Regions from separate parts of the Homo sapiens genome. Here regions 2 and 3 are each linked to region 1. The links are chromatin loops, found by intact Hi-C in ENCODE. Cell type or tissue: heart left ventricle. All regions are shown on one strand.

Evidence for each region. Hi-C counts contacts between places; a loop is a spot of excess contacts. Peaks named below come from ENCODE experiments on the same cell type or tissue, not always from the same donor. Only the 100,000 strongest peaks of a DNase experiment are listed, where the experiment ranks them.
Region 2: a loop joins it to region 1, with 2.5 times the contacts of the local background. A loop is called at or near these places in 75 of 110 quality-filtered maps.
Region 3: it touches region 1 in a loop (2.2-fold over the local background); 16 of 110 quality-filtered maps call a loop at or near these places.

The regions. Positions count from the first base shown.
Region 1 is chr6:52,659,559-52,667,558 of GRCh38, forward strand. It overlaps LOC730101 (a long non-coding RNA gene), which reads left to right and starts at 4,843. Exons shown (of 3, transcript NR_024405.1): 1 at 4,843-5,861; 2 at 6,831-6,960; 3 at 7,191-8,000. RefSeq lists enhancers at 3,602-3,701, 4,633-4,927, 5,299-5,418 and a silencer at 4,633-4,927. In heart left ventricle, a CTCF peak has its summit at 4,299 (motif pointing left); a DNase peak (open chromatin) is centred at 4,813; H3K4me3 peaks cover 1,931 bases; H3K27ac peaks cover 356 bases.
Region 2 is chr6:52,291,565-52,299,564 of GRCh38, forward strand. No RefSeq gene overlaps it. Among named protein-coding and RNA genes, the nearest start is that of MCM3, 11 kb to the left of the region's middle. RefSeq lists an enhancer at 5,172-5,391. In heart left ventricle, no CTCF peak of the experiment used is centred here; no DNase peak of the experiment used is centred here.
Region 3 is chr6:52,480,602-52,488,601 of GRCh38, forward strand. All of the region lies in intron 9 of EFHC1 (EF-hand domain containing 1), which reads left to right. Among named protein-coding and RNA genes, the nearest start is that of EFHC1, 64 kb to the left of the region's middle. In heart left ventricle, no CTCF peak of the experiment used is centred here; no DNase peak of the experiment used is centred here.

The DNA.
Region 1 (8,000 bases):
CGTTCAGGCTGGAGTGCAGTGGCGCAATCTCTGCTCACTGCAAGCTCTGCCTCCCAGGTTCAAGCAATTCTCCTGCCTCAGCCTCCCCAGTAGCTGGGATTACAGGTGCGTGCCACCACACCTGGCTAATTTTTTCTTTTTTTAATTTTTAGTAGAGATGGGGTTTCACCATGTTGGCCTCAATGCTGGTCTCAATCTCCTGACCTCAAATGATCCACCTGCCTCAGCCTCCCAAAGTGCTGGGATTACAGGCGTGAGCCACCGTGCCTGGCCCCAAAAATGTCTTAAAAAGCCATTTCATGAATAATGCAATTCCTTCCCCTTCATCTTCATCCCAATACAGTAGATTTATAGTTTCACTTTCTGCGGTTTTAGCCAATGGTTGTCCAAAAATATTAAATGGAAAAATTCCAGAAATAATTAATAAGTTTTAAATTGTGCACCATTCTGAGTAGCATGATAAAATCTCACACCAACTGCTCCAGCCCACTTGAGATGAAAATCATCCCTTTGTCCAGCATATCCATGCTGTCTATGCTACCTTTTGTTTAGTCACTTAGTAGCCCTCTTGGTTATCAGATCAAAAAAACATAGTAGACTGTAATACGGTTCAGTACTATTCAGTTTCAGGCATCCACCAGGGGTCCTGGAATGTACTCTCCATGGATAAGAGGGCTACTGTAATCTTTATGAAATGAACCCTGAGAGGAGAGCTATAAAAATGCTCCTAGGTGTTCCACAGTCTGCGTAAGGTGTTACAGGTGTGTTGTTCTGTTTCAAAAGTAACACTTCATCTACACCTGGCTGGCATTTCAGATCCCTTTAATATTCACTCCCCTTATTTCCAAGAATTTTTTTTTTCTTTTTTTTAACACAGGGTCTCTCACTCTGTCACCCAGGCTGGAGTGCAGTGGCACAATCCTGGCTCACTGCAGCCTCATCCTCCAGGGCTCAGGTGATCCTCCCATCTCAGCCTCCCAAGTACCTGGGACTACAGGCATGCCACCACACCCAGCAAGTTTTTGGTATTTTTTGTAGAGATAGGGTTTCACTGTGCTGCCCAGGCTGGTCTCAAACTCCTGGGCTCAAGCCATATGCCCTTTGGGGGCTCAGCCTCCCAAAGCTCTGGGATTACAGGCGTGAACCATTGTGCCCAGCCCTTTCTATGAAATTTCTTAGAGATCCCGCTTAAACTTGTTATAACGAGCAGCCCTCTTAGAACAAACTATAAAAGAAAGGAGGGAGAAAGGGACTGAACCGTTTCTCTCATTAAACTTGTACCCAATTTGACCTTAACAGTGAGCGTGTCCCATTGCATTGTTGAGAGGATTTTAGAAGGTTCCTGAGTTGCATATTTTCAAGTATTATCATGCCCTATTTTTCAGTCTAAGCCTTCTCTTGGGACTTTTTCTTTTAAATTAAAAACATTGTTTAAAATGTGTTATCAGAGTAACATTAATGTAATGAGAAGAGGCAACCTTATCAGATAAGATAATCTGTTTTTCCTGAAGGATGCCATTTTCATTGCATTAGGTTGTTTGCTCACAGAGACCTGTAGACACATAGATTAGCCCTGCACATCAAGTCTTCTTTCTCACCAAGCCAATTTCCTGTTTGATTTTTACACTCCAAGAATCACAAGTACAGTAGCAGCTCCATGGGGACAAACAGAATAGGAAAGATTGAGTTATCTTTAATATTTGTTTTTGTTTTTTATTTCCAAGAAAATCTCTTTTAGAAAAGATGAAGTTGTCTTGTCCATATATGCCAGTGAATGCATGTAAATCCATTTACCATAGAGAAGAACACAGTTCTTTTACTGTTAAAGCCAAATAGAAGAGTCAGTAGTCATGTCATCCAAGACAGAGGCTCTTCTGGCCTTCAATGTACAGAGACATGTTGCATTAAATTCAGTTAAGGGCAACCAATGAAAAACAAGCTACACACAAAGATTACCTCTCACCCCATCATGCAAAGTTTCCATTCAGCAACATCTGGAGACTGCACAGCCCATTTGATTTAAATAGAAGACTCAGAGGCAGAAACCATATTCAGCCCAGATTCTTTGTGAACATAGCTTGTTGCTGAACCAATTCACTCTGCTTCTAATTCACAAATCTTCAGCCCTAAGCGGCATCATTTGGTTCTTATGAGGCACAGAGCCCTTTCCCCACCCAGGGCCTTTGCTTGGTCCATTCTCGCTGCCCGCATTGTGGCTCCCCTGGCTCTTGGCCTGCTGGCTCCCTCTCAGACTTCAGGTTTCAATTAAAATAACAGCCCTTCCCACTCTCCTTACTTCAGAGTTAGTCTCTGACATGGCAGTCTGTTGATTTCTAAGTCCTATTCCAGGGCTTGACATCTCATAGTTGCTTGTTGAATTAATAAATGTTAACTCCAAAAAATAATAATAAATGCTTTCTCCAGTTAAAAAAGTAGATATTACACCGTTTTTTAACAGAATAGTAGTGACAAATAACAATTGATCGCCTTAGCTGGGTGTGGCAGTTACAGCTACTTGGGAGGCTAAGATGAGAGGATCACTTGAGCCCAGGAATTTGAGGCCACAGTGAATTATAATCTTGCCACTGCATTCCAGCCTGGGCAACAGCGTGAGATCCTGTCTCTTAAAAAAAGCCCAGAAGAGTATATTTTAGTTAAACATACACATGCCTGTGATCATCAAATACCAAGACTGTAATGATTAGCTCAAGCTGTTGAGAAGCAGAAGCTGCCTTCTAATGGTGACATGCAGGATGCTCAGGCAGAATTTTAAATGGGTGCCACATTGAATACCTGACCACTCTATTTCAGAACTGTTCCTCCTCTGGATGCTTATATGCATTTATTATCTATTCCATTCACCCATCCAATAAGCACTACTACTGCTTTAAGACTCTTATGAACCTCTTCCACTAAAGTTTAAGCTTCTGGATACCAGGGACAACTCTTTTTAATAATAATGGCAAATACTATTGAGTATCTCTTACGTGCTAGTCATAATGTTATGTATTTTCCTGTATTAATGTATGTGGTGGAGCTTTGACTTAAACCCGGACAGAATGACAGCAGAGCCTGCACACCTACACTTTTCTTAAACCTGGATCTGGGCCGGGCACGGTGGCTCACACCTATAATCCCAGCTCTCTGGGAGGCCGAGGTGGGCAGATCACTTGAGGTCAGGAGTTTGAGACCAGCCTGGCCAACATGGTGATACCCCATCTCTACTAAAAATACAAACATTAGCCGGGCGTGGTGGCGAGTGCCTGTAATCCCAGCTACTCGCGAGGCTGAGGCATGAGAATCGCTTGAATCTGGGAGACAGAGGTTGCAGTGAGCTGAGATCGCACCACTGCACTTCAACCTGGGAGACTGAGTGAGACTCCGTTCTCAAAACAAAAACAAAAACAAAAAACAAGCAAAAAGCCTGGATCTGACACTTCTTAGCTGTTTGCATGACCTTTGGTGAGTTGCCTCAGTTTCCACCTCTGTAAGGTAGGGAGGATAGAGTATCTACCTCAAGGGTTGTTGTGAAGATTAAGAGTTGATACTTGTAAAATGCTTAGAATAGTTCCTGGCACACAATAGGTACTCATTAAGTGTTTGTTGTTTGTTGTTGTTGTTATTGTAACCATTATTGCTTATAGGAAAGTCCCTTGTCTGGGAAACCCTCGGTCCTGGTTTTAGCATGGAAAGTCCCATGGCCTTGGTAAAAGTTCAAAACGGGTCCATATGGCAGGCTGAGGACAGAGAGTCAGCCTGGCGCCCTGGTGGTCACTCTCCACTGTCCTGCATCTTTTTCAGAGCTCACCTCTGAAAAACTGCCCCTTACTCTTTGTAATTGCCACCCTCCCAGTATTTCAGGACACTGTACTACTTAGCCAACAGGGTGTACAGAAATCATATACCTTTTTCGCACATTCTTCTATGTACTAAGCTTGTCCAACCCGCCTTATTCTGTTGTCGTTGTTGTTCTGTTTTGTTTTGTTTTAGGCTTTTAGCAGCCTGAAGCCGTGGTTTTTAGTTTCTGTCTCTAATGAAGCTGAAAAGAGGGATGAGGAAGGGGCTTTACTGGCCCAGCCAGAAACAGAAACTAAGAACCTGTGACTGTATTCAGTCTCTTTAACATCCCAGATTGTAGACCATCACTCTAGTTTCCCCACTTCCTGTTAACTTTTATAACTATCTCTGAACTTTAACAGAACACTATTTTGTGTTTGCAAATAACGTGCTAAAACGCCTTTCCTAGCCGAATCAAACCCTAGCATCTAGTGCCCCCTGCTGCCCTTTCATAGGAAAGGCAAGAAGGATGAAAGTTTGATTCACTGACAGTAAAATTTTTACTTGTCGAGATTTCAATAGGAATCGGTATAAATATCCTAAATTATATTCACGTTTCATCTTTTCTTTGAACCTACTCCTTGACTTGGTTTTTTGTCTTGCCTTTGCGAACATTCATTTTTGCTTAATTATATTTTTCTCATTTATATTTGCTTTCCTTGAATTTCCTTTTGGTTGTTTTGCTATTGCTATTTGAACTTGTTTTGTCTTGGCTCTTTCTCACTTTGGCCATGCCTTGACACAGACGCGCGGGGTCGAGAGGCTGCGGGCTCGGCGGGCGGAGGGCGCATGGGAGCCTCTTGGCCCTGGACCTGCCCCTGCAATCCTTCCGCGGGATCTCTTGGACCCTCTCCAGGGTCCTGGCTCTGAGACGTTGCTAGAGGACAAATCCGCGGGATTTAGAGCGCGGCCAATGGGACAGCGGTGCCTGGCTGAGTGTCAGGCAAAACTAGCCAATAAACATGTAGTTTGGGCAAGGTGGGTCCGTCCCCTAACTCGGACCTTATAAAGCGCGCCCGCTGCTCCCACAAAGCCGGGCTGTCCCAGGCTGAGGCGGTTGCTCCCCTGCCGGGTGTGTTAGAAGCAAGTTAGAGGAAGAAGGTCTTGGGGACTACGGGCGCCACCGAGAACCCATACGAGGCAGCCGCCGACGGCGGGTCGCCGGGGCGGGGCCAGAACGGCGCCAAGGCCAACCAGAACGGCGGCAAGAACTAGGGGGACGCGGGGCAGGTGCTGTGGGAGTTGGCTGGACCTGTGGGATCGACGTCTGCGCCGTCCAGGAGCCGCCCAGGGGAGAGAGCGGAGACTCGGGAGGAGGATGTGCGCTCCGACCCGGGCAAGGCTTCCCATCCCTCCCTTCCTCTTCTCTCCTTCCCTCCACCTGGGCTCGGAGTCAGGATCTGACCGCGGGCTCTGCCCAGGAAGACCGAGTTCCTTGAGAGCGACACCTAAGCGCCGGGGAAGACAGGGATAGAAGAGACGACAGCCCTTTGATAAGAGGGTTTTTAGACTAACTTCCACCTGTGACGAGTGCATGGGGCCTGCGCCCTGAGAGGTTGCCTTTCCTTTTCCTCTCCCACCCTGGGGGTTTGTGGTGATGTTAAGTTCTGTTAGGACCAAGGTGGATCTCAGTAAGGAGGTAGAGTAGATTTGTGAACAGCTGTCGGAGGTAGAATCTTTGCAGACCCAGAGTGGGTGGGTGTAGACACTTTGCCATGGGTGGTAGCTTTATTTGTAATCCTCCCAGTGAAAGCTTTGGGAAATCCAGCCCTCCCAAACTCTTGCCTTTCTTGTAAGACTTTCTAAGCGCATGGCTTTGTCGTAAGACTTCTCGTGGCCATGTGTCTCACCCTACCGTTCGTCTCACCAATGAACCAGAGCTGGGATACCAGCAAAAAGGACCCAAAAGACTGTTTCACCACAATTGAAGAGGTCGTGGACCATCCCCCAAAATGAATCCCAACACTGGAAGACCAAGAGGGTTGACGTTTGCTATCTTGAAAGCTGCAGCCCCCGTAGAGAAGGTAAGCTGTGTATTCCATCAAAGGTCTGTGTGTGCAGGATTGCATTTCCAAGAGAAGGCATTCCTGGATCATGATCATTTTGTCTGAGCTGCATGTGGCCAAGTGCACTGGGGGAAGCAGAGTTTAGGAACTTGTTCCTGTATGGATTAAGTGGGAAGTGAAAAGTATTAAATATATGGGCGGGAGTGGTCCAGGAAGGGGAGAGTGGACATTTAGTACCTGTTTGGGCCCCTGCACTAAATGCTTCACATATAAGGATTAGAAAAACACCCAAAGATTCTTAGATAAGCATTTCAGTGCCATTTTACAGAAGGAAAAACTAAGATGCAGAGAGGATTAAGCAACTAGAAGAGACCACATAGTGAGTAAAGCGTGGAACAGCAAGGATTCCAACCCTGTAGCGCAGCTTTATGTCTGGAGGAAGCAAGTCTTAGACTGGGACTGTCAGGCCAGGAAGAAAACTCAGAGCATGGACAAAAGGTTCAGAGGGAGTGAGGACCGATTTATATGTGTTGAGGTAAACCAGGTGGATTTCTGTTTTGGAGAAAATTGGGAAGTCAGGCTTAGGTAGAGGGTGGTGTGTTTGGAGGGGATAAAATATTTTGTGCACCTGTAGTTTGTGTATTCCACCTGTGGTAGAATCTTGTGGCTCAGAAAGAAAGAACCTGCCTCGGGTAATGCTACTAAGAAATGCCAAACAGAATTAGAACCAGAGTCTACTTAACCCCCTTCTCAGAAGAAATTGTCCAGGTTTTAGCACTGAAAGTCTTACATCTTGGGAAACTGAACCGTCCCAGTTTTAATGCTAAAAGTCCCTCATCCTGGGAAATCCCTTAGCTGTGGTTTTAGCACTGACAGTCCTGCTTCCTAGGAAACTCCTTACTTCTGGTTTTAGCCCTGAAAGTCCCCAAACCCCTTAGTCCTTGGCAAATCTGGATGATTGATCCACTTACCCTTCTGTTGGAACAGATCCTAGAGCAGAAGGAGCACAGGCTGGGCTGCCATAGCATGGACCCCCAAAAAGCCACTGTCATGAAGAAATATCCTGTGAAGAAAATCTTTGCAGGGCACCTGAACTCCCAAAGCCACTGAGGAGAAGGTAAGGGAGTACTTTGGTGAGTTTGGGGAGGTGAATTTCTCCCCAGGATATGGTTTATGCTCCCCACCAGCCACCAGTGGATGCTTTTTTCTGTTTTCCTTGGCTGGTGGAGTTGTCAGTGGAGCTGCTCTCACCTCCTTTCTTGCCTTTGGAGGGCCGCCTTTTCTGAGTTCCCTTTAGGGCCTGAGCCAGGGGAAGGCATTGGCCCTGAGCTTTGCCTGTGTTTCCAGATGGAGGCCATTGAACTTTCAGTGGATCCAAAGTCTAACAAAAGACAATGTCTTGTTTTCGTCACCCCCCAAAGAAGAGGAACCTGTGAGAAATATTCTGGAGAAATTTAACACCATCAGTGGAAGCAAGGTGAGGAGTCTCTACCTCCATGTGCCTCCCCTCCTGCCTCTGGAGAGGTAGCCCTTTGGTTAATGGCAACCCAATAGGGTAACCAACCATCCCATTTTAGCATTGAGAGCATTGTGTCCTGGGAGACCCTTCCCTGGAATGTAAATAATCCTGGTTTTAGCAACAAAGTGTGGAAGGTTGGAGGAAATGCACAAAACCCGTAAGTTTTAGAGGGTCTGAAAGCAACATTGTCTATCAAATGGATACGGCACAGATTATTCATCTTTACTTGTTGTCACCCATTTGACCACTGATACTGGCAACCATAATTTGTAGTTCAGAATGGTCATCCATCCATCGTTGCATCATTCAAAGTGATGTGGCTTAAGTGTATATAATGATTATTAATAGTTCATCTTCGACTTTGCCTGTGGATTAATTGGTGTGCTTTGTAACAAGATAGTGCTAGTTTAATTTTTTAACATTGTGAATATTGTGACCATGTTTTCTAAGAGGTCAGATAATGAGAATGGTTATAATACCAATGCAACCATGACCCCATCACTGAAGAAGAAGGCTAAACGACTATGTAATTTTGATGATGGATGGAAGGACACATACTACTGAACTAGGAAGGTAAATAACCAAAACAGAGCATACTACATAATATACAGAAAAAAATTTGAGATTGGACATGGTGG
Region 2 (8,000 bases), 370 kb before region 1:
TTGAATTGTAACTGGCATAATTCCCACGTGTTGTGGGTGGGACCTGGTGGGAGATAACTGAATTATGGGGGCAGTTTCCCCCATACTGTTCTGGTGGTAGTGAATAAGTCTCACGAAATCTGATGGCTTTATAAGGGATTTCAGCTTGCGCTTGGTTCTCATTTCTCCCTTGTCTGCTACCATGTAAGATGTGCCCTTCACCTTCCACCATGATCGTGAGGCTTCCCGGCCAGGTGGAACTGTGAAGCCTTTAAACTTCTTTTTCTTTGTAAATTACCCAGTCTTGGGTATGTCTTTATCAGCAGTATGAAAACAGGCTAATACAGAGGGATAAAAATTATATGTAGGTAGCATAAATTAGACACAGTGCCTCGAGGGCTTACAGAAAGCATACAATGTTAAAGATCTTTATTTAGATCTTTAGTTAGAATGAAGAGTTGTTTTATAGTTAACACAAAGGAAAAGAAATTTCAGAGACAGTCAAGTCTCCCAAAACATCGGTAGTCAAAGGAAGAATTCAACCTTGACATTTAGTTTCAAAACTTTGGCGCCGGGCGCGGTGGCTGACGCCTGTAATCCCAGCACTTCGGGAAGCCGAGGCGGGCGGATCACGAGGTCAAGAGATCGAGACCATCCTGGCTAACACGGTGAAACCCCGTCTCCACTAAAAAATACAAAAAACAATTAGCCGGGCATGGTGGCGGGCGCCTGTAGTCCCAGCTACTCGCGAGGCTGAGGCAGGAGAATGGCGTGAACCCGGGAGGCGGAGCTTTCAGTGAGCCGAGATGGCGCCACTGCACTCCAGCCTGGGCGACAGAGCGAGACTCCATCTCAAAAAAAAAAACTTTGTCTGGGACAGTATAGAAAAGGAAGAGAAGTTGTATTTTGTTGAATTTTAAAACAAAGTACCATATACAAAGTATGTCTCAATAAGGGAAAGTATACATAAAGTATGCCTTAATCAAGTTTATTCTAAAAACCTAAGCAAAGGAAATAAATAAAATTATAAAAGCCTCATGACTGCATCTGGTTAGAAAGGGGGCTGGAGAGCCAATGCTCCTTGAAATGAGTTGAATATTTCTTTTAATTGTTTCCATGTTATTTGCCTGAGAAACTGTAGCTCCTATCCACAGCATTCACACCATCAGTGTGATAGGCTGATAGAAGCCAGGGCTTGGGACAACTGAATCTCATTGTATCCTTTACTCACCGAACATTTGACAACACAGGAGCAAAACCTGAAAGATGCTTGTGAGGCACTGTGAGATACAAGCTGCAGAAATGGTTGTATTGATCAATCACTTGCCCTTCAGAGAAATATAATAAAATCATCCTTCCTATCCCTCACCTCAAATCATACCCACAGTTCCCTTCCAGCATCTTACTACATTCTTCCAGGTCAATTTCAGGAATCTTTAGATAAAAAGAAACACAGTCCTTCGTTACTGTTCTTCCAGCCCTCCTGTATTCTGCTGGTTTTAGAGAGTGTAGAAAAGCTGTTGGAACTCTAATTTTACATTTTATGTACTATAAGGATCAAAACAAAAATATCTGAGAAGCTTAGAGATCTAATGTTCACCTCTTTTGCCCAGCCTTTCACTGGATTCTTTGATGAGCCTCCAAAAAATATCTCTGATCTGAAACCAAACCCAGATGGAAATTTTTCCTGGCCTCTGTCCATCTGGTCAGCCACCTGTTTCTCTGTTAATACAGGAAGGGGATATGAGAAAACTGAAGGTGTTGGCTCAGAGCCTGTAGAGGTCTGGGGAAGGTGGCTTTTAAAATAATCATTCTTTATTCACTGGCATGCTTCAGTGCCACCTTCATTACTTGGAAATGCAAAGTACTCCAACAATATTTATTAAAAAAATAAATGAATGTCAGAGTACATATTAAAATTTCAGAGCTGGAAGTCACCTTACAGGCCATTTAGTCTAAAGCTCCATTTCATAGTTTAGATAACTGAGGTCCAGAAAAATCGATTACACTCTAAAATTAACATATTTAAAATGAAATGTTTTTTAAAGGTAGAGAAATACTCAGGACAGAACAAGACCCTCAAAGAAAAGTAGATTTGAGCAAATCATACTTTTAAGATTCAAAAATACATTATTGAAAGACTAAATTAATGGACTGGGTGAAAGCAGAGCATACTTATTTGAAAAGAGATAAACTAGGAGATGGAGCTGAGGAAATTGCTCATGAGATGGCAGAGTGGGGGAAATGGAGATATAATATGAAAAATAATTTAATATTCTTTGCTTAGGATTTATATTTTATATCCCTATAAATGCAAAAAACGATGGTAAGCAAATAAATTGGTAAACACAAAGGTAAATCTAAGAAAGTCTTGACTGTAAAAATCAATACTAATAATAATAACTAGAAGGCCGGGCGCAGTGGCTCACACCTATAATCCCAGCACTTTGGGAGGTCGAGGCGGGTGGATCACGAGGTCAGGAGATCGAGACCATCCTGGCTAACACTGTGAAACCCCGTCTCTATTAAAAATAACAAAAAAAATTAGCCGGGCGTGGTGGTGGGCGCCTGTAGTCCCAGCTACTTGGGAGGCTGAGGCAGGAGAATGGCGTGAACCCAGCAGGCGGAGCTTGCAGTGAGCCCAGATCACCCCACTGCACTCCAGCCTGGGCGACAGGGTGAGACTCTGTCTCAAAAATAAATAAGTAAATAAATAAATAAATGATAATGACTAGGCAGAGAGTTAAAAACTAGATGTAAATAACTAGGATTGTCTTGCAGTATTTTTTTTTCAATGATGGAAAAGTTCTGTATCTGCTCTGCCCAATCTGGTAGCCATTAGCCACATGTAACTATTGTACATTTGAAATGTGGCTATGCAACTAAGGAAAATAATTTTTAATTTTATTTAACACTGATTAATTTAAATTTAAATAGCCACATATGGCAAGTAGCTATTGTATTAGCACAGCTTTAGACAATAATAACATGGCAAGTGACTAGAGCCAATCAAAGTTAAAAATCTAAGATCTTTGTATTATTTGGGAGGAGAATGCAGATTTTGAAGGCAGTTGTTTGTGTTAAAAATTTAAGGATAAAGCCTAGAAAAATAAAAAGAGAATGTATCATTTCTAAAGTAGTAGAGGAAAAGGAAACAAAGAAAACACTATAAATAAACAGAAGATAGTAAGAGAGGTGGAAAAAATTAAAGAAAAGCATGGTAAGTAGAAAGCACAAGAAATACAATGGAAATAAATAAGCAATGAACTAGTTTATTTTTTGGTAGAATACAGAAGTTTAATGGAGCTACCATATGAGAACACTGGGTGAAAATATCAGGTAACAAAAGATATACACAGTATTAGGCCTTTTTATATAAAGTTTCAAAACATACAAACTTACTATTTATTTTGCTAACACAAAAATATAGCAAAATATAACAATATTCCTGGGATGAATGACACAAACCCACTCATAGAAGAGGGACAAAAGAAGGGCAGGTCTTTGGTTGAGTATAAATATTTTATTTAAAAAAAAATACTTGAAGCAAAATGTTAACATATACAAAATCTGGGTAGTGAGTGTGAGTTTCAAACCATTTTCTGTTTGAAACTGATAATAGTTTCAAGCTATTATCTTTTATAAATAAAAACTGAAATTCAAAAGGAACACATTAGGCCAAACTATCCAAATACTTTCCTCTTTTCTTTGTGTTGGATTATTTCTATCTGACTGGTTTAGATCTTAGGAATTAAACTTGGTTTCTTGTTGATTAGGAAAGTTCTGTCCACAAAATAATAATCTAACATTTTATTAATGCCCTCCCCACAGCAGAGGACTAAGGAGCTGGATATCCCATTTCCTGTTTCCTTAGAATAGGGTGATGTGGTTTAGATGTTTGTCCCCTCCAAATCTCCTATTGAAATGTAATCCCCAGCCCAGGTGCAGTGCTCGTGCCTGTAATCCTAGCACTTTGGGGGGCCAAGGCAAGTGGATCACTTGAGGTCAGGAGCTCAAGACCAGCCTGGCCAACATGGTGAAACCCTGTCTCTACTAAAAATACAAAAATTAGCCAGGCGTGGTGGCACATGCCTGTAATCCCAGCTACTCGGGAGGCTGAGGCAGGAGAATCACTTGAATATGGGAGGCGGAGGTTGCGGTGAGCCAAGAATGTGCCACTGCACTCCAGCCTGGATGACAGAGCAAGATTCTGTCTCAAAAAAAAAAAGAAAGAAAAGAAAAGAAAAAAGAAATGTAATCCCCAGTGTTGGAGGTTGGAGGTGGGGCCTGGTAGGAGATGTTTGGATCAAGAGGGCAGATCCTTCACCAAATGGCTTAGCACCATGCTTCTGGTGATAAGTGAGTTCTTGCTGTGATCTGGTTGTTTAAAGTGTGTGGCACCTCCTATCTGTCTCTCTTGCTCCCACTCTCGTCATGTGATGTGCCTGCTCCCCCTTTACCTTCTGCCATGATTGTAAGCTTCCTGAGGCCCTCACCAGGAGCCAAGTGGACATTTGTGCCATGCTTGTACAACCTGCAGAAGCATGAGCAAATTAAACCTCTTTTCTTTATAAATTACCCAGTCTCAGGAACTCCTTGATAGCAACTCAAAAATGGACTAATACATGGGGTTAGCAAAACCTTCCCATGCCCCCAGTGGATACCTGAAATGGCAGATAGTACAAATCCTATATATACTACATTTCTTGCTATACATATGATAATGTTTAATTTATGGATTAGGTTCAGTAAGAGATTAAAAACAATAACCAATAATAAAATAGAAAATTATGATATACCAGCATCACTACTCTTACATTTTGGGCCAGCATTAAATTTAATAAGGGTTGTTGTAGGGAAGTGTGGGGCTCCTTGGTTCTTGTCTTCTCGACAAAAAGAATTCAGCCAAGAGACCAATTAGTGAAGCAAGCAAAAATGGTTTATTATGGAAATAAAAGTACACTGTAAGAGAGGAGTGGGCTGACCTGGCTGGGAACAGCCCCAAGAGTTCTGCAATGCAGTTTTTATTACGTTGGACTTTTTGTTTAAGTTCTGGCCTCTGTCTCAAGCCTTTGTCTTTGTCTAGTTTCCTGGCTTCTGTCTTAAGTCTCTGCCTTTGTCCCCATCTAGTTTCCCGACCAGGCTTATGGGACCCTCCCTTACTGTTGGTTAATGTGCATGATTGGGGCCCAGCGATCCATATGAATCCTACCTAATGGCAGTGTGTCTCATAACCACCACCCCAGGAAGGTCAAATCTGTACTTATTGCTCATGTGTATCTCTTAGGAATTCCCCTTTTGCTCTTTTCCCCCTCCTATTAGCATGTAGCTAGCTACTTTCTGACAGTTTAACCACAGAATGAACGATTGCTGGGCTTTTTTTTTTTTTTGACAGAGTCTCTCTCTGTCGTGCCCAGGCTAGAGTGCGGTGGCGCAATCTCGGCTCACTGCAACCTCCGCCTCCTGGGTTCAAGCGATTCCCCCGAGTAGCTGGGATTATAGGTGCCCGCCACCATGCCCGAGTGCGATCTCGGCTCACTGCAACCTCCACCTCCTGGGTTCAAACGATTCTCCTGCCTCACCCTCCCGAGTAGCTGGGACAACAGGCACACACCACCATGCCCAGCTAATTTTTGTATTTTTAGTAGAGACAGGGTTTCACCATGTTGGCCAGGATGGTCTCGATCTCTTGCCCTTGTGATCCACCCGCCTCGGCCTCCCAAAGTGCTGGGATTACAGGCGAGAGCCACTGCGCCTGGCATAATTTTTTGTATTTTTAGTAAAGACGGGGTTTCACCATGTTGGTCAGGCTGGTCTTAAACTCCCGACCTCAAGTGATCCACCCGCCTCAGCCTCCCAAAGTCCTGGGATTACAGGCGATTACTGGGCATCTTAAGGGGAGTTTCAGGGTATTCCTTTTTGCATACCTTGAAGAAGTAACATTTCTCAGTGTCCCCTCAAGGAGGGGACATTCCTTTCGGTATTTCCCCTCCTCTCTGCTCATATTTAGCATGCATGTTTCAGGCAGTCTCTGAGATGCTAGATTTTCCAGCACTTCCTCCTCCAGGGGCTCCCTCTCATGCTCACATCTAACCATCTGCCTGTTCTAACAGGGTTACTTGAACACAAGCACTGCGATACCTCAACAGTTGATGTGATCGCCAAGACCCTGTTAAGTGACTAATGGGGGGTAGATACACTGGGCAAAGGGATGATTCACCTCCCAGGCAGAACACAGGGAACAGCAAGAAACTTCATCATGCTGCTCAGAATGAAGGACAATTTATTATGAATTATTTCTAGACTTTTCCATTGAATATGTTCAGGCCACAGTTGACTGTGAGTATCTGAAACCAAGAAAAGCAACACTGCAGATGAGGGGGGACACTTGTATTCAACTCTGTTCTATTAACGGAATTAGTGAGTACCCTTAGGTGCCATTTTATGGCAGTAGAGGAGGAGGAAAGAAGAGACAGAAGAAAAGGATAAGGATAGAAAGGGAGAAGGGGAAAGAAGGAGAAAGGGTTGTGGTAGAGGGCTCCCAATTGCCTTTGCTCACACAGAAGCCGCCAGCACCATATCCCTATAAATGACAGTTGGATGGAACAACCTAGTCTTCTTGCTTTGACATTTTTCACTGGGTGCTTCTTTCATCATATTGCAATTAGTGTTTACATGCCTGTTTACTCCAGTGAACCATGTCTTGTTCTGCTTCTTACCCTGAGCACTTAGCCCAGTGCTTGACACACACAGAGTAGGCCTTAATAATGTCTGTTGAATTAACACTGAATACACAACTTCAGATCTTAATTGATTTCTTGCCCTCTTGTTTCCATTCATACAGCTTCCTTTTGTTCTGTGAGCCCTCCCAGCCTTTCTCTTTTGCTTCATTGAGTTCATGGTCCCCCTTTCAGGCCCTCAAAATTGTAAACCTTTATGCTTTTCCTTTTTTTTTTTTTTTTTTGAGACTGAGTTTCACTCTTGTTGCCCAGGCTGGAGTGCAATGGCACCATCTTGGCTCATTGCAACCTCCGCCTCCTGAGTTCAAGTGATTCTCCTGCCTCAGCCTCCCGAGTAGCTGGAATTACAGGCATGTGCCACCACATCCAGCTAATTTTGTATTTTTAGTAGAGACAGGGTTTCTCCATGTTGGTTAGGCTGGTTGCGAACTCCCGACCTCAGGTGATCCGCAAGCCTCGGCCTCCCAAAGTGTTGGGATTACAGGCGTGAGCCACCGCATCTGGCACTTTTATGCTTTTTCCATTTTTGGCTCTAAGTTGGGACACTTAAACTAGTTCTAGGTGGCCCACAGAGTGCCTTCTTAGGAAGACAAAGGAAACAGGCTGGGGACAGTGTCTGGGAACAGGAACTTTCTGGGGCCCCAGAAGTATCAGTATCACCAATTCCTGAGCCTGACTTTTTTTACTTTGTGAGGGGTTTGACAGGGAGCTATGGTTGAGAGGATAGAGGAGAGGAATGTGGCAGTTCCTGATACCAAGTTTTCATATCCTTCCCACCGCTTTGTCCCAGGCCGAAGCATAGAGGCCTACAAGCATTCCCTCACACCCAGCCCTGGCCTGCCAAAGCCAGCCCTGGTCTTTGTGGTAACAAACTTCTCTCTCTTTCCCTCCCCCTTTTTTTTTTTTGAGATGGAGTTTTGTTCTCGTTGCCCAGGCTGGAGTGTAATGGTGCAAACTCGGCTCACTGCAACCTCCACCTCCAGGGTTCAAGTGATTCTCCTCCCTCAGCCTCCCAAGTGGCTGGGATTACAGGCATGCGCCACCACGCCCGGCTAATTTTGTATTTTTAAGTAGAGATCGGGTTTCACCATGTTGGTCAGGCTGGTCTCAAACTCCTGACCTCAGATGATCCACCTGCCTTGGCTTCCCAAAGTGCTGGGATTACAGGTGTGAGTCGCCACGCCCGGCCACAATCCTCTCTTTTCAAAAGAAATCAGCTGTGCTTACAGCTGTGGGTGGGGTGGTGCTGTCTTACTAGAGCAAGAAGTCTAGCCTGGCAAG
Region 3 (8,000 bases), 180 kb before region 1:
GTTTCTGGAGAGTGGCAGTAGGTTGTGAAGGTAGGTCAGGGTAGGTGGTTGTACCTTGAGGTGACAATGAACAAACACTTGAGGGGAGTTAGCTGGGTGGATTTCTGGAGGAAGTGCTTTTCAGGAAGAGGAAATAGCGCATGCAAAGGCCCTAAATACTAGCAATATTTTACTTAAAGTACTCAAGGAACATTGGGAAGAAGTAGGCCAGTGGGGGTGGCTGAAATTGAGTGAGTGAGAGGAAGAGGAGTAGGAGATGGAATTAGAAAATTAACAATGGGCTAGATTGTGTAGGACTTACTAGGTCTTTGGAAAGGTGCTGGCTTTTTTCTCTGAATGAAATGAGCCATTGGGAGCAGGGGCATCTGAATAGAGGAGTAGCAAGATTTGACATATATTTTAAAAGAACTATCCTGGCTGTTTTGTTGAAAGTAGATTAGGAGAGAGATTAGTTAAGAGACTATTGCAGTATTCCAGGCAAGAGACGGTGATGTTTGGGCCCAGGATGGTGGTATCAGTGGAGGTGGGGAGAAGTGGTCTGATTTGGATGTATTTTGAAGGTAGCACCAATTGGACTTCAGATAGATTTTCTAGGGGATGTGAGGGGAAAAGAATAATTAAGGATGACTCCAAGATGTTTGGCCTGAGGAACAGGAAGGAAGAAATTGTGATCACCTGAGATGGGGAAGATGCGGGATGTGGGTAGAGCAGTTGCCTTCTTTGTTGGTTGGGGTGGGGATTTCAGTTCTGGATATATCGTATATTAGGTTTAAGACAGCCAAGTAGAGAGCATATAGTCTGTTGGATATGTAAATCTGGAGTTTGAGTGAGAGGTCTGGGCTGGCGATGTAAATGTGGGTGTTGTTGGCATATAGTGATATTTTAGGCTGTGAGACTGCATGATCTCTCTCTCTCTCTCTCTCTCTCTCTCTCTCTCTCGACAGGATCTCGCTCTGTACCCAGGCTGGCATGCAGTGCCAATAGTGGAATAATAGCTCACTGCAGCCTCAAACTCCTGAGATCCTCCTTGAGTTCAGCTTCCCAAGTAGCTGGAACTACAGGTGTACACCACTATTCCTAGCTAATTTTTAAATTTTCAGTAGAGACAGGGGTCTCAGTTTGTTGCCCAGAACTCCTGGGCTCAAGTGATTCTGCCTCCTTGGCCTCCCAAAGTGCTAGGATTACAGGCGTGAGCCATTGCTCCTGGCCTGGGTGAAATCTCTAAAGGAGTTAATGTAGCTAAAGAAAAGAATGGCTCTAAGAACTAAGCTCTGGGGTCCACCAACGCTTACAGTTAAGGAGACTGAAAAGGAAAACGAATAAAGCAGGAAGAAAATGTGGTATCCTGGATGTCAAATGAAGGGGTAGCATAGGACTGTAAAAAATAACATGCAAAACAATTTTAATAATCAAAGGGAAAATGTACAATTGTTCTGTGCCCTTTAAAAATTTTTGTCACTGCCAGGCGCGGTGGCTCATGCCTGTAATCCCAGCACTTTGGGAGGCCGAGGTGGGCGGATCATGAGGTCAGGAGTTCAAGACCAGCCTGACCAACATGGTGAACCCCCGTCTCTGCTAAAAATACAAAAAAATTAGCTAGGCATGGTGGTGCAGACCTATAATCCCAGCTACTCAGGAGGCTGAGGCAGGAGAATCACTTGAACCCAGGAGGCGGAGGTCGCAGTGAGCCAAGATTGCGCCACTGCACTCCAGCCTGGGCGACAGAGCAAGTCTCCGTCTCAAAAAAAAAAAAAATTTGTCACAGCATTAAAAATGTTATGGTTGTAAATGTATAAGGACATGAAAAAATAGTAAAACTAATTTTTACTTAGCACATTGTAATTTAAAACACTGATAACATTAATAATTAAAGTGTTTTATTTCTTTATAAAAACTTTATCAAAAGTGGTTTGAGCAGCACTTGCCTACTTCTCATTGTATAACTTATGATGCAGACTGAACGTCTGTTCTGTGCCTTGGTGAATTGTCATATTCCTGTTTAAGATTGGATCAACTTCCAACATTTTATGATTTTTGCTTTCAATGTTATAAAATATGTCTTAGACTTCCTTTAATGAGAATGAAATATCTCTGAGAGTTCTTTTAATGTGAAGCATTTTATAGGCATCTGGGATATCTTCATTCTTTTTATTACAAACACTTTTCTCATTTATGTTGATAGGTTTGCCTTCACCAGTTTCCACTGGCTGCACATCCAGATTCTCTTGAAAGGCAGCTGTGTCGACATTCCTACAGTCAGCTTTCTCTTCTATAACTCTATTTATATTTGACTTGAATTCACTTCTTGCATCTTTGCTGTACTTTCATCCTTATTGGCCAATTCTCTCTTTTGATTTTCCATTTTTGTAAAATAAAGTTTGTGTATCACTGAGAGACAAGGAGGCAAGATAGCTACACACTTTACTGTCTGCGTGAACTATAAAACAAATATACAGTGACTAGTCACCAACAGACTTTGAAAGAAGTGATGTAATTGTCACTGATTGTGATATGCATCTGTTTAATTACATTGTGGTTAGTGGACTAAAGTCCTGACAGATAAGTTTGTACTTTATGCAATTACTCATAGTTATTAACTGTGTTAACTGAAATTTGAACCATGTTGTTGGGGGAATGGGTTATTTTACTAAATGGTGGTAATCGAAATTCATGCATCTTGTAACTGTGCAAACTGAGAAATGCCATCATATCAAGGAAGACAGACTTGATGGAGGACAGGTGAGCTTCAAAATTAGGGCTCAGCCAGAGAGAGTTATTGGCTTTTCCCAAGAAAGAATTCCAGGGAGAGCTGGTGCTGTTAAACAGCAACTGTTTTTAAGCAACAGTGTACAGCAGCAGCTGAGGTTCTGCTCCTTGTAGAGTAGGGATACCCCATAGGCATTGTGCCCAGAATTGTAGCTCAAAGGCAGTTCTGCACTCATATTATGCAGAAATTTCCAGGAAAAGGGTGGTAACTTCCAGGTGTTCGCGTCGTTGCTGTGGAAAGGGGTGGTTACTTCCGGATGTTGTCATGGCAATGGTAAACTGATATGGCGCACTGGTGGGCATGTCTTATGGAAAGCTGCCTCTGCCCCAGACCTATTTTAGCTAGTCCTCAATTTGGCCCTGTGTCTGAGCCGAGCCTCCAGAGTCGAGCCCCACTTCCTACCTCAGAATGATTCATTATGTCAGATGGGGATTTAGCAATATTAAGGGAATTGGGGACCTTGGAGACCTTAATGAGGAGTTTCAGTGGAATGGGAAGAGGGGGAGAACCTGATGGCAGTAGATTTAAGAGAGAATGGGAGAGAGGAATTCTGGATCAGAGCGGAGACTACTCTTTTGGGGAGGTTTGGTGCAAGGGACAACAGAAAAATGGGGCAGCAGCTGGCAGAGAAAGTGAAGTCAGGAGAAGTTTTTGTTTTATTTTGTTTTTGCTTTTGTTTTTACATAGAATAAATAGCATGTTTGTATGCTAATGGGAATGATTCCATAGAGAGGAAAACATTGATAAGTGTGTGAGAGAGCGGGGACAATTTCTGGAGTTTGTGAGAGGATGGGGTTTAGTATGAGTGGAGGAATTGGCTTCAGATAGAAGCACCAACTATTCACCTAGGGCAGTATTTCTCAAACTTCCGGGTCTTGAGACACCTTTATACCCTTAAAAATTATTGAGGGCCCCAAAGAGTTTTTATGTGTTTATATCTATTGCTATTTAGCATATTAGAAATTGTATCTGAAAAATTTTCAAATATTAATTTATTTTGAAAACGATAAACCCATTTCATGTCAACACAACATAATTTTGTGAAAAATCAGTTTTTACAAACAAAAAAAATTTAGTGAGAAGAGTGATATTGCTTTACATTTTTGCAAACCTCTTAATGTCTGACTTACTTAGTAGTAGAAGATGACTGGATTTTCATGTGCTTTTGTATTCTGCCTGCGGTGATAGCCTGTGTTGTGTGACCTTTGGAAAACTCCATTGTGCACTTATGGGAAAACAAGAGTAAAAAGACAAATAATGACTAAGTATTATCACAAGAATAATTTTGACTTCACAGACCCCTGAAGGGTCTTGGGAACCTCCAAGAGTCCTGGGATTACTCTTTAAAACCTTGATCTAGGGCAACAGGCAAAAGGCAGCATATGTGGGTTCAGATTCTGGTAGGTGGGTAGATATTGGGAGGCCTTGTGATTGTTTCGTGATAGTAGTGCAGTAGAAACAGTGAGGATAGAGGGAGATGTTGGAGGTTTCAAGAGAGAGGAGAAGTTATGAAATGCTCTATTTTATTGAATATATAAATATCAATAAAATGAATATGAAATAAAATCTAAAACAGCATATTTTAGCTACTACTAAGAAAGAAAAAATTGCCAAATATAATCCATATCATTAATTGAAAATGCATGTTAATTCCACAGATGTTAAAATGTAAAAAAAAAAATTGTCTCATTTCATGGACACATCTTTAAAAAAAAATGCCTCAGGACTTAAACAAATATGATAGCTCTCCAGGAAAGTGGGAGGTTGAACGGACTAGAGAAGCGTAGTTTGGTGGTTGGACAGCATTAAAGGCCCACTTCATATTCATAGTCATATATTTAATTCAAGTACTTCCCGAAAGTTTTTTTCTGTAATTGTCACTTGTTTATGCAAATACCAGCAGACACTGGAAAGCTTCTTGCTTCAGCATACCACTAATTAAATCATCTTTAAAATTTTTTTAAATTTAGTAATTTAAGTTTTTTAAAATGTAGTAATGAGGAAAAGATACCACTGTGACTCTTAGAATATGATATCAATAAAAATAAGGAGAAATTCAAATTTTAGGTTGCCATATGGATATGGTTTGTTTGGCCCCAGCAAGCTATGGTTTTAGATATGGTTTGTTTGGCCCCATGAAGCCTTATGTTGAAATCTGATCCCCATTGTTGGAGATGGGCCTCATGGAAGGTGTCTGGATCCTGAGGGCAGATCCATCATAAATAGCTTGGTGCCATTCTCATAGGAATGAGTTCTCACTTGTAGTTCCCATGAGAACTGTTGTTGAAAAGAGCCTGGCACCACCTACTCTCTCTCTCTTGCCTCTTCTCTTATCATGTGATCTCTGCACATGTCTGCTCCCCTTCCCCTTCCACCATGAAGGGAAGCAGCCTGACATTTTCACTAGAAGCAAATGTTGGTACCATGTTCCTTATACAGTCTGCAGAACTCTGAGCCAAATAAGCCTGCTTTTCTTTTTTAAATAAATTACCAGCCTCAGTTATTTCATAGCAACACAAATGGACTACGACATGGGGTAAGAGATCCATTGCCATCCTCATTTTGATCCTCACCCCCGCCCTTCTTCTCTTGTGATGGGTCAGAGAGATGAGTTAGGAAAAACACATGGAGACGATACAAATCCACTGTCGCATCTTCTGTGCCTCTTAGCTATTCTGCGTTTAGCTCCCGACTCACCCATCTGATAAAGAATCGCGATCTAAGGAAATGCAGTTACAAATATATTTTGCCACTCATTGCAGAGTCATGAAAGGGGATCATGAGTACTTGTCAGACCAGTACTTTTTATGTCAATTGTCAGTTCTAAGATGATGAAATTTGGAGTTGGCCATTTGCTTTCTCTGAGCCAGAAAATTAGAATAATGCATAGGTAACTGAGTATTAACTTCATCTTCAAGTTCTTAAATTCTCTTTGGGTTTGGGGTCCTCCACTGCAGTATTTTGAACTCAAGACTTAAGGCCAGCAAATGCACACACTTATTAACCTACCTTCCACAGGAAATCCACATGTGTGAATAGCATAGATACATACACACATTTGTTCATATGTATTATTCTTGTTCCATTAACATGCCTATTTGTGCACTTTAGCTTCAAGAGGACCCTACTCACTTACTCAATTATCTTTTTAATCCTTTTCTTTTTCACTTCTAGCTACTTTTCCCATGAGAATTTTCCAAATATTCTCATTTTCTTTTCCATTTTCTTTAAGGAGATAGAAGTAATTGGTTTCAAATATGAGATCAAATGATCCAATGTGGGCTTCATCAGTTTTCTCACCCTTCATCTTAGAATGTTTCTCTACTATCACTCTTCTTCTCTTTACCTTCTTTTGTCAGAGATAAGTAACTCCTCCTATTTCTTCAAATCTAATTCTTCTATTTTGTGTCTGTAACCACTTTCCTCCTGACTGCTCCAGAATCTTTTTGACTTTTTTTAATGACTGCTTCATAAATTGCTTTCTTGAAGGTCATTGGTTGTTTCCAAGTATAATGGACTCTTCTCATTTAGTCATTAATTCAACAGATATTTGAGCTTATACCATATACCAAACTTTATATTAAATGCTTAGGCAATTATATGAGAGAATAGGGAGCTCATAATCTAGAGCAAGGGTTGGCAATTTTTTTTTTTTTAAGTGAAGGGACAGGTAGTAAGTAGTTTAGGCTTTGTGGGTCATACCTTCTTTGGCATGACTACTCAACTCTACCCTTACAGCGTGAAAGCAGCCGTAAACAATACATAAATGAATAGGAGTGGCTATATTTCAATAAAATTTTATGTATAAAAAATAGGCAGCAGGTTGGCTTTGGCCTGGGTGTCATAGTTTGCTGACCCCTTGGTATAGTCTTTAGTTTTTCTGATCTACATATAATATTGATTACTCTTTATTACCCCTCTTTTGAAATCCTCTCTTGAGTTCTGGAAATTCAAAGTTTCTGGTAGTCCTACCTCTCTTAAAGCCTATTGTGTGTGTCTTTCCTACTTCCGTCTACTAGGTTGGCATTTCTCAAGGTCCTGTTTTTGGTCCTTTTGCTTGCCTTCTCTAAACTTTCTAGACATTGCAGTATCTGAATTGCTCTCCATTCTGCTGAATCTATTTTCAACATGTCTTTGTCCATCTGAGCCACCAGCATCTCCCACTTTGTACAACTAAAAATGAAGCCATTGTCATTTTCATCTTTCTAGCACACCTGCTCTTCCTTATTCCTTCTTTTTGCTTATCTGTCTCATTTTCTAAGTGGAGGACTTTGCCAGGATGCTCATAGCAAAATATTCTAAGAGCACACAGAAAACTGTGACATCCCTCTTACCTCTGGAAGATTAGCCACTCTATAAAACACGTTCACTTTTATGGAAGTTATGGAAGGTCATTGGAGGGCTTGGCACAGAGTTCAACTAGCATGTTAGGACCTCCGGCCACCTCTCAGTTGGCAGTCCCTGTTGGACATAACCAGCTGGCCCCTCTGTTTTCTTGTTGAGCCATGTGAGCAAACCTTGCCCTGTAACTTGCAGCTCTTTTCCAGAGTGTGCCCTGACTTGGGCTTTGGCAATAAAGTAGGGGCTGTAACTTTAACTAGCTCTTCCTTAAACAGTACCACCTATTGCCATCTATCTGTGAATTTACTCCATCTTGCTCAAAGGCAGCAGATGCCATGGGTATTTTTCCTGCTGTATAAAGGGGAATGGGAATCTGGCTTCTTTGGGAAAGGGAGAGTTATTGTCTCTTTCCCCAAATGATTGGATGATCACATTTTAACTTTATATGTTTCATGGCTCTAGTTCTTGGAAACACATGCAAGATTGAGGTTTGACTGCTTTCTGCCACTAAAATAGCTCCCTGGTGGTCATTCATAATTTAGTATATATGATTTGAATTACATTCATCAGATAAACACATTCTGCTTCTATAATTAATAATGCCAGAGAGCATTTAGATATTGGGGATTATTACAACAATTTTTATTGTTCTTGGCTTACTACAAAAGTAACACATGACCAGAATTTGAAAATTTAGGGAATAAAAATCTAGGTAATAGAAATGGAAATAAACAAAAATTTTTGAAAATCTTATAACTCAGAGATAACTGCTTCTAATATTTTGTTTTTAAAGATGCATATAAAGTGGAAAATTCTGTAATACTATTTTGCTTTTTTCACTTGATAGTCTATCATGAACCCTTGTGAAATGAAATATTTGAAGACACAGATA